Regions from separate parts of the Homo sapiens genome. Here region 2 is linked to region 1. A link is a contact called in ENCODE Hi-C or POLR2A ChIA-PET data. All regions are on one chromosome and are shown on one strand. Each heading gives the region's core, a stretch centred on a gene start or an enhancer-like site at or near the end of the contact. The rest is flanking DNA. Distances are from core to core; before and after follow the strand shown.

What was found. A loop is a pair of places that touch in the nucleus more often than their neighbours do. ChIA-PET counts read pairs that join two places held with the same protein, here RNA polymerase II (POLR2A).
Region 2: a loop to region 1 is called in a map of sciatic nerve, with 6 times the contacts of the local background. The contact joins two enhancer-like sites. A Hi-C loop is called at or near these places in 1 of 168 maps with a recorded cell type or tissue (sciatic nerve). POLR2A ChIA-PET finds 5 or more read pairs at or near these places in 1 of 52 experiments (OCI-LY7).

What each region holds. Positions count from the first base shown.
Region 1 is chr3:126,447,742-126,451,857 of GRCh38, reverse strand. The region is part of intron 7 of ZXDC (ZXD family zinc finger C); the gene reads left to right. Among named protein-coding and RNA genes, the nearest start is that of ZXDC, 26 kb to the left of the region's middle. RefSeq lists an enhancer at 2,591-3,530. Within about 2 kb of position 1,902, at least 2 of the 41 ENCODE cell types and tissues checked have a DNase peak (open chromatin) inside an H3K27ac peak, as active enhancers do.
Region 2 is chr3:127,957,313-127,961,494 of GRCh38, reverse strand. The region is part of intron 4 of KBTBD12 (kelch repeat and BTB domain containing 12); the gene reads right to left. Among named protein-coding and RNA genes, the nearest start is that of KBTBD12, 44 kb to the right of the region's middle. Within about 2 kb of position 1,388, at least 2 of the 41 ENCODE cell types and tissues checked have a DNase peak (open chromatin) inside an H3K27ac peak, as active enhancers do.

The sequences.
Region 1 (4,116 bases), core at 653-3,152:
CCTGCACGGGTGCCACTGAGGCCCCAAGGTTAAATCATTTCCCAGAGTGTATCAGCAGAGGCACAGCCACAGAGACACGTCCGCACAGAGAGCTTTCCAGATCACCAGTAACAGCGTGAGATCATGGTGCAGAAGGTCATGAGGAGGATGGCAACGAGCGAGACACAGCCGGTTGGTGCTCACAAGGACATTGGTAGATCTGACTGAGGGCCAGGTCGGCTAGGCCTTCCCAGGTGACAGGAGCCCAGTGCCGGCCTTGGTGCACACAGCGCGTCCTTGTGCTTTCTCAGGAGAGCTTCACTGGGGACACTCTGTGATGTTTTTGGAGGGTCATTTGGTAATGTGTTCAGGAGCCAAAAAATATGCATAATATTCAGTCTTACAATTACATTTTTTGAATTTATCTCAAGGAAATCCCAGGGATCTGTGTGAAGCTGCACATGCTGCTGCTGCTCAGTGCGGGACTGTTTATAATATTTGTAACTCAAATGTCCAGAAGAACTGTACACTCTGTGCATGTTTTCAGTAAGTTCATATTTGTAAGAAAAAGTGGGTGTGTTGAGAGACAAATTTTTGTGTACATTTACCTGGAAACAAGCAGTAGTACACATATGCATGCATGAAGTGGTGTTTTCCTGAGTGTTAAGATTGTGAATGTTTTATTATGATCATTTCTACTTTTTCTATTGGAAAATACTTTGTGTAATTAAAACATGAAGATGGAGCTACCATCAAAATGGTGAGCAATAGAGCACTGTTCCTCCTGGGGTGGCCTGGTGGGCCTGAGGGACTCAGGTGGTGATGAGGAGTGGCCTTGAGTCCCTTTCCTTTCCATGGGACAGTGGGGACGAGAGCTAGAGTGATGAGGCAGGTTAAGTGTGTGCCTACCTCCCTGTGGCTGGAGCACTGTTGTGGCCACCCCGGGACCCCCTGAGCCTGGTGTCGCCCTGGCTTGCTGGTCCCAGCCTAGGGAGTGGGCCCCTATGGGCAGAGGGTGAGGTGGCTGTGCTGGCACTGCAGCTCAGGCACACACACACTGGAGTGTTCCAATGGGTGATCAGGTTGGATGGAGCCTTGAAATTAAGTCAGTGATGTAATTTTTATAATCTGTTTCACTTTAAAACAAAAATCTTTGCACACCTGGTCCAAGTTTTCTCCCCTTTCTTCCTGTTGCTGCCATGATGAAAGCAGAAGGGACCACCCTCCAGGGAGAGCAGCAGGAAGGGAGATGCGGGTAGGGGCCCTGGGTCAGCAGGGGCGGTCAGTCCGGAGGTGCACCCCCATTTATTCCTCGTTCTGGAAGAGATTTCTAGTCACATGCATGTGGCTCCTGTGCCACATGTGTCATGAGGTGCCCAGGTGGGTTTGGATTTGGATGAGGGCATCTTTGAGGATGCAGGGGCTTTGTCATACCCTGTGGGCCCCGTGTACACCCCTGGGGCAGATGTGGCCTCTAACAGGGGAGGGTGCGTGGATCTCTAAGCCGGGGAGGAAAGCAGATTGCAGACTTGCCGAAGTGGGAGCTGTCTGCTCTTGTGTTTTCTTTAGGGGCAGGAGAATTTTGCCCAGCAGTCCCTCGTGGCTCCCTCCACACCACTGACCCTTACGCATCCAAGGTTGGAGCCCTGGCAGGTAAAGGGTGAGCAAGGTGCAGTTGCCTGTGAGCAGCTGTGGAGGGGCCTTTCCTGTTGTACACTTCCTGTGAGGGTCTCAGACCCCTTGCAGACTCTGGACATCACTTCCTAGAGGGGCCTGGGCTCCTTTAGTCCTGTGAGTAAAGCTTTGGTTTTGATGACTGTCTCAGGGAAAGGTAGAAAGGTGCTTGGTGGCAGTGAACTTCCTGCTGCAGAAGTGGGTGTGACCCCAGTGCTGGAGAATGGGCTGTGAGCCGAGTTTCCCGCACCTGCATGAGTGAGCGCCATGGTCCTTCTCCACAGAGCGTCCTGCTGTCACTTTGGTTTGTGTTAACTTTGACGCCTTTCTTGTTTCTTACTCTGCTTTCCTGCATGGAGCACACAGCCCCGGCTCCCTTTCAGTCTGCATGGCAGACACCTGGCCTCTGCAGGTCCAGTTCATTCTGTGTCCCCTTTCGGTCGTCCCTATGTTGCCGTCAGGTGATTGAGGGTGAAGGTCGGCCTTGGCAGCCCAGTGGAAAGTCCCTTGACTCCTGGCCGTCAGTGGCAGGTCTCCAGCCTTTGGGAGGAGGAAACTTCTATTTAACAAAGAAATGGAATTGACTTTGCCACACACAGCCAGAGCGATGATTTGTAGAGCCAACCTGCTGAGACATTCAAAGCATCAGTCGTAGGGTCAGGACCGCCAGGTGAGGTGTGGCTCCACCTGCAGCAGCCTGGGGCAGGTTGCCTAGCCTCTGGCTTTAGCATCCCCTTCTGTGAAATGGGGAAAGTGATGGGACCTGGCTTTGTAGGGTGGTTGTGAGGACCTACAGGGGTTTTTGCAAAATACTTAGCCCAGGGCTGACTAAAAGATTCAGAGACGCTGGGCATGGTGGCACACACCTGTAGTTCCAGGTACTCGAGAGGCCGAGGCGGGAGGATCACTTGAGCCCAGGAATTAAAGTCCAGCCTGGGCAACATAGTGAGACCTTATTTCTTAATAAAAAAAGGTAAAAGCTTTGGTAATAGTTTTAAACATATATTTTGTTCATTACATCTTCTTCTGTACATTCAACATTTTGTCAGAACAAAGTAAGAGAAAGAGTGGCAGGGCTTTGTGTGTATGTGGTTTCAGAGCTGCTGACCTCTAGGATGGGGTCCTGCTACATTTACTCTTCTGAGGCCTCCGGAGCTGGCCTTGGCTGCCCTATGCCATACCCTGTGCTATGTGCCGTGCCTGTGGACCTGCCCTGCCTGCGTGCTGCCCCGTCCCGTCTCCCCAGGCAGTTCCTGCACCTCCTGCCGTGTGGATGCTGGCCGTTGCTGTCTGACTCGCATTCTTGGAGACACTGACCCAGGCTCCTCTCAGCGCTTCCAGCCAGGTTTGGCAGTGGGAACATTAGGGGGAGATTAGAGGGTGTGTGGAGCGAGGCAGGGCCTCACTTGCTCTGCTTCCGTGGGAGTTTCATGGCGATGGCCGTCTACCCTCATGGCTGTGGCCCCAGTTCTTCCTGGGTGGCCCCTGCTGTAGTTCTGCTATACGCTGTCCCTGTTCTGGACTCTGGTGACGCCACACCTTCCCTAGTCCCTCCAGCCCTAGGGGTGGCAGCCCCACGACGTGCTGGTCTCTGGTGCTTGCTTCTTAGTGCATGGCCGTGCCATGCCCTGGTGCCTGCCCGGGATGCCTGTGTGGAATGCCCAGAGTGTTCTAGGCAGGGTCCCCTCTGTGATTAGCTCCTCAAGGGTGGTGTCTGTGTCACAGACACTTTGGGGTCCTGTCAGTGGCCTCTCGAGGCTCCCAGGGTACCCTGTACTTTCTCACCCCTTGTTGCTCATCTATTGTGGGTTTGTCTGTGTGCTGCAAAATGCACGGCTGTACTGAGCGCACCAGCCAGCAGCTGTAAGCTCCATGTGCAGGGCCACCATCTGGCCGAGCACCTGCCATGTGGTGAAGATACAGTACATACTTGTTGAATGGGTGATGAAACTTGCGCAGACCTCAAATAAAAGCTAATAATTTAATGTATAAAGCTAACATACCCTGGTTCTAAAACTTGACAAAGGTGTGATAACTATTGAAGACATACGGTGTGCCCTGCACAGTTCTAAGCCCAGCACATCTACATCTATTACCCCATTAGTCCTCGCAACAATCCTGTGAGGTGTAGGTCCTCGTGTCCCCACCTTTCTGGATGAGAAAGCTGAGGCAGGAAGAGTTCAGCCAGGGCTGCATAGCTGGTAGGGGCAGGGGCAGCGGCAGGATTGAACCCAAGGCCGGCTGCCCTCAGAGCTGTTACTGAGCCTGTTGGCCACGTGGTATGCAGGAACACTGTGTCTCACCTCCAGCAGGTGAAGCAGGCATGGGAATCCCAAGTGAAATACCAGCACATGGACAGCGGGCGAGGGTGATGTGGGGCGAGGCAGCCTGTCAGCATGATTTGCCACAGCAAATGCCGCAAGAGACGTGCAGGGTCCACAGAGGCCGAACAGGGCAGTTGAT
Region 2 (4,182 bases), core at 139-2,638, 1.5 Mb before region 1:
CTGATATAAACTGACCTGTTTCCTGTCTCAGTTTGAATCCAGGGACTGAGGCTATAAACTAACTCAGGAGGCTTTTAGCTGCCTTCTCTCTTATCCGACTGGATAAATAATTTAGCCCATTACAGTGCCAAGTTTGAGCTGCAGCGTTTCCAAGGAGGGGACACACTGGCCTCGGTTAACGGCACAGCTCTGCTGTTCCTGGGCCCTCTTTCAATGTGGCACTGTGGTAGCGAGAGCTTTCTCAGCCTAACAAAAAGTGGAGTTTCCTATTTGTAGGGCAAGAAGGACTTAAAGAGGAGGATTTAACCATAGGAGTTGAAACAAGCAATCACCCATAAGGTAAGAGTAAGATGATCTAGTTGTCTGTTTTTGTGAGATCCAGGAGAAATGTTACTAGGCTGGTTTGTATTACAGCTCCTCCAGAAGACCAGCAAGTGGAAGCAAAGAGGTCAAATGCGAGTCACTGGAGTTGGGTTAGGGCACACGGAGCAACCAGCATCCTGAATCCAGCTCACAAATTTCACATAAAAGCCCATTAGAAGACTTCCCCAACATGACGCATATACAGAATGGGTATTATTCTCTTGATTTTTGCAATAATTAGTGTTGTCACTTTTGATGCTCTGTTACCAAGTGTATTTAATTATAATGTTCAGCCCTAACTCTACAAAACTAGCCCTTTCTATTTGGTTGGCAGGCAGTTCACACGCTCCACTCAAGGAGTGACATGAGCTTACAGCGTGCTCTGTCTTTGTTTCTGACCATTAATGCCTGAACACATTCTCTGTCTCACTTGGATGTAATTCCACCATCAAGTACACTCTATTAGCAGCAGACTTAATGAGCTTAAACTGAAGGTGAATCCTGATTAGGTAAATAATCAAATGAAAGCATGATCTTCATTAATAAGTCAGCACCAGCACTACAAGAGAAATCTTTTGATGAGAGGTGTCTTGGGGTAGGATCAGTACATCTGTAGAATTTCAATGAGATACCTCCATATCTTTAATTTATACGAACCTCTGAGCATGACTTTTCTTTATTCAAAAACAGACAAATGAATAGAAATTATATTTGCAGGTCATATCCAAATGGACCTCAAATGCAAAATATATACCCTGGTTTTTATTTATTTATATTTTTTGGTGTGTGCGTAGTGGAAAGGGGGAAATTATAGAAGAGGACAATGCCTGCCTCTCTTCTTTATCATTTCTATAAAGACTCCCTCCTTCTTGTGTGTGTGGCTATTTTAGATTCTCTCCTCTCTGTGGGGTGCAGGAGTGAACCTCTCCTCCCACACAAAGCCTGGCAGGGAGCTGGCTGAAGCAGAGGGGAGTGGTACTCGCTGCCCAAGTTGCCCTTGAATGCAGTGGTGCTTGCTCCCAATGTCCTCTGCCTGCAGGGTCACCTCAAGGTGGCAGGCTTATTCTATTTTCCCCTGGGTTTGATCCAGAACAGGAGGTGGGGGTTTGTAATCCTTCAGATAAGCTTCCAAAGTTGCCTGTCGTGCTAAACCAGTCTTAGGGGAAAAATGTACATATATTTACTATTGTCGGCACCCACGTGCCTTGGAAAAAGCATGTGGACTTTGGAAACACTCAGACCCTGGTCCCTACCCTGTGTCACCATTTACTAGCTAGACAAAGTTGGTCAATTTAATTTATCTCAGCCTTTTCTCATCAGTAAATTAAGGATAATGACAGCAATTCCATAACCTGTTGCAAAGATTCACTTATTAGGCAACCATGTAAGGGTGGAGAAGGGTAAGGAGGAACTCCCATTTGTTGTATACCTATTCACAAGTATTGCCACAGGAATTTTTCTTTAATACCTATTCTCATGCACGGTGTGTAAACAAAATGGCTAGCATGCAGGAGGCACCCAAATGTTAACTCTCATTCTCTTTCATGTTCTAGGATGTTTCATGAGTAACCGGTGTTTATTAAAGTTGCTGAAATCCTACCTTTGATTACTCTCAATTTAATTATTTGCTATGTCTATAATTGATGGTTTACTAACTGTATGGTCAAATTGTCCTTAATAGTTTCTTCCGGGGTTGGATAGAGAGATTCAGAAGGCCAAAGGGCTGAGGAATGGGCAGAGCCTTCCTCTCAGGCTTCAGGCAGAGGGAAAAGCTCCCTGACATGACTTAGAGTAACTCATTTGGTCATAAATGTTTGAGAGAGGTAGGAGCTGTTGGTGGACCTAACAATAGAAAAGGATTTTGCAATGCATAGGCTTCTAGGAGTTAAACTGGCCCATATATCTGAGTGGATGGGCTACTTTCTGACTCACATGTCAGACATGATCTATTCACTGCTAATATAATGCTTGTGATGATTTGTTTCATTCTCACACAAGTTGTCAGCTCTCTGATTTTTTTCCAACCTCGTATCAGAATTCTAGCTTTGGTGCCTAAAACCCTAGAAAACATGAACCTAGCTTCTTGCCACTTTCTAAAGTCTAACACAGGAGGCTCTTGGGTATTTTCAGAATGAAGCCCTTCAGTACAAGGCTGACAGCTGCTTACCTGCCTTCTACCGGATTCTGGTTGATACTGTGCAGTGCTCATCAATAGGGTGCCTGGGCTCACAGAACAGGGCTGCTGGGCCCCCATGTACTGTGGCCATTCTCCATTCTCTCTATCTGCTGGCCTTCATAGCCCTTGACCAGCTTTTTCTTGCCAGGCCAGGAAAACACAATCATCTGTCTGCTTTTTGTTTGCTACCCCACACAGATGACTATGAAAATCAAATAAAAGAGCTTCAAGGGGAAGACCAAGTTCCATTTGTTACAGCTTGATTTTGCTTCATTTTGGAGGGAAAAATCAAGTGTTGGAATTATCTGATAACTTCCGAGTGGACATATAGCTGGTTTAATAGAACGTTCTGGAGCTGGGCCCTGAGTGCCAAATAAGCTGCAATTACACAATGCTGTCCCATCTGATCCTGAGTGATACCCGGGCTTTTGTGTCAACCCAGCACTGGGTCTTAGTGGATTTTCAGTCGAGTCTGGGCCTTTCAAACCCTGGGCCCATCTTTTCCTTGTCTCTTCTCCATCTTACCACCAGTCTGTCCTGCAGGGGTCCCAGCAGGTCTAAAGCCTGGGCCAGTAAGGGGAGAGCACAGAGTGGAGAGCCTGGACGTGGTGGGTGGGAGTGAGCTTAGGGGATGGCCCATAGATGCCACAGCAGGCTAGAGGTGCCAGCTGCAGATGAATGTCACCACAGCCCTCCTCTCAGCAGTCACCGACTCTGCTGACTGTACCTCCTCAGTGCCTCCCATACCCATCCCCTCCCCTACAGACACCAAGTCTTGGTGACCCAGCTGCTCCTAACTCCTCACATGCCTGGTCTGCCCTTCTCCCTCCTGCACCGCCCCTGCCCCTGAGGCACCAGAACACTCAACCATTCTCCAAATAAGGGAGGCTGTTTGTCTCTAGGCCTAGGCTTGGGCTGATCTCTCCGCCTAGAATGGCCTCTTCTCCTCCTCAACTTGGCAAACCCCTACTCCTCTTTCAAGGCTCAGCTCCACCTTCAACCTCTCACAAAGCCTTTCATGTCTCTACACAGAATTGGCCATTCCCTCTTTTTAGGCTTCCACTGTCCTGAACAGAAATCAAGGTTCCTATGAAAATACATTGCTCTAATTTATCTCCCTATATGTTGCCTTGTTAGATGAGACTGTAAGTCCCTTGAGGGCAGATGTCTAATCACATCTGTATCCCCAACACTTTCTACACTGGGTACGGACAGTGAAGACACAAACACTGAACAGAATGCATGGGTGGGTCAGCTCCTTACTCATGTCCTAGGTATCTTTTTTTCTTATACTTTTTTTTTTGGTGGCGGTTGGGGGAGCGGTCAAAACAGAAAGTGATAACTGGCTTTTCAGAATATGGCAAGTCCTAAATCCAAAGAGCTAAAAGTTGGCTGATTATAAAAGTCATCTTCTTAAGAATATAGGAATCTAATCTCAGATCCTGAGAAAAATGACTGCTGTCTGTTGTTGGGCTCATCTTTTCCCCCAGATTGGCCTGCCTAATACTAGTACTTCTATGAAGTGGTCCTGCAAAGAGCTATTAGTCAAACCTATTCCACAGCTTAGAAATGAAAGAGACACAAAATTTTATAAGTCCTTGAAGGCAAGGTCTACATCTTTATCTTCCCTGAGGTGCTAAGCA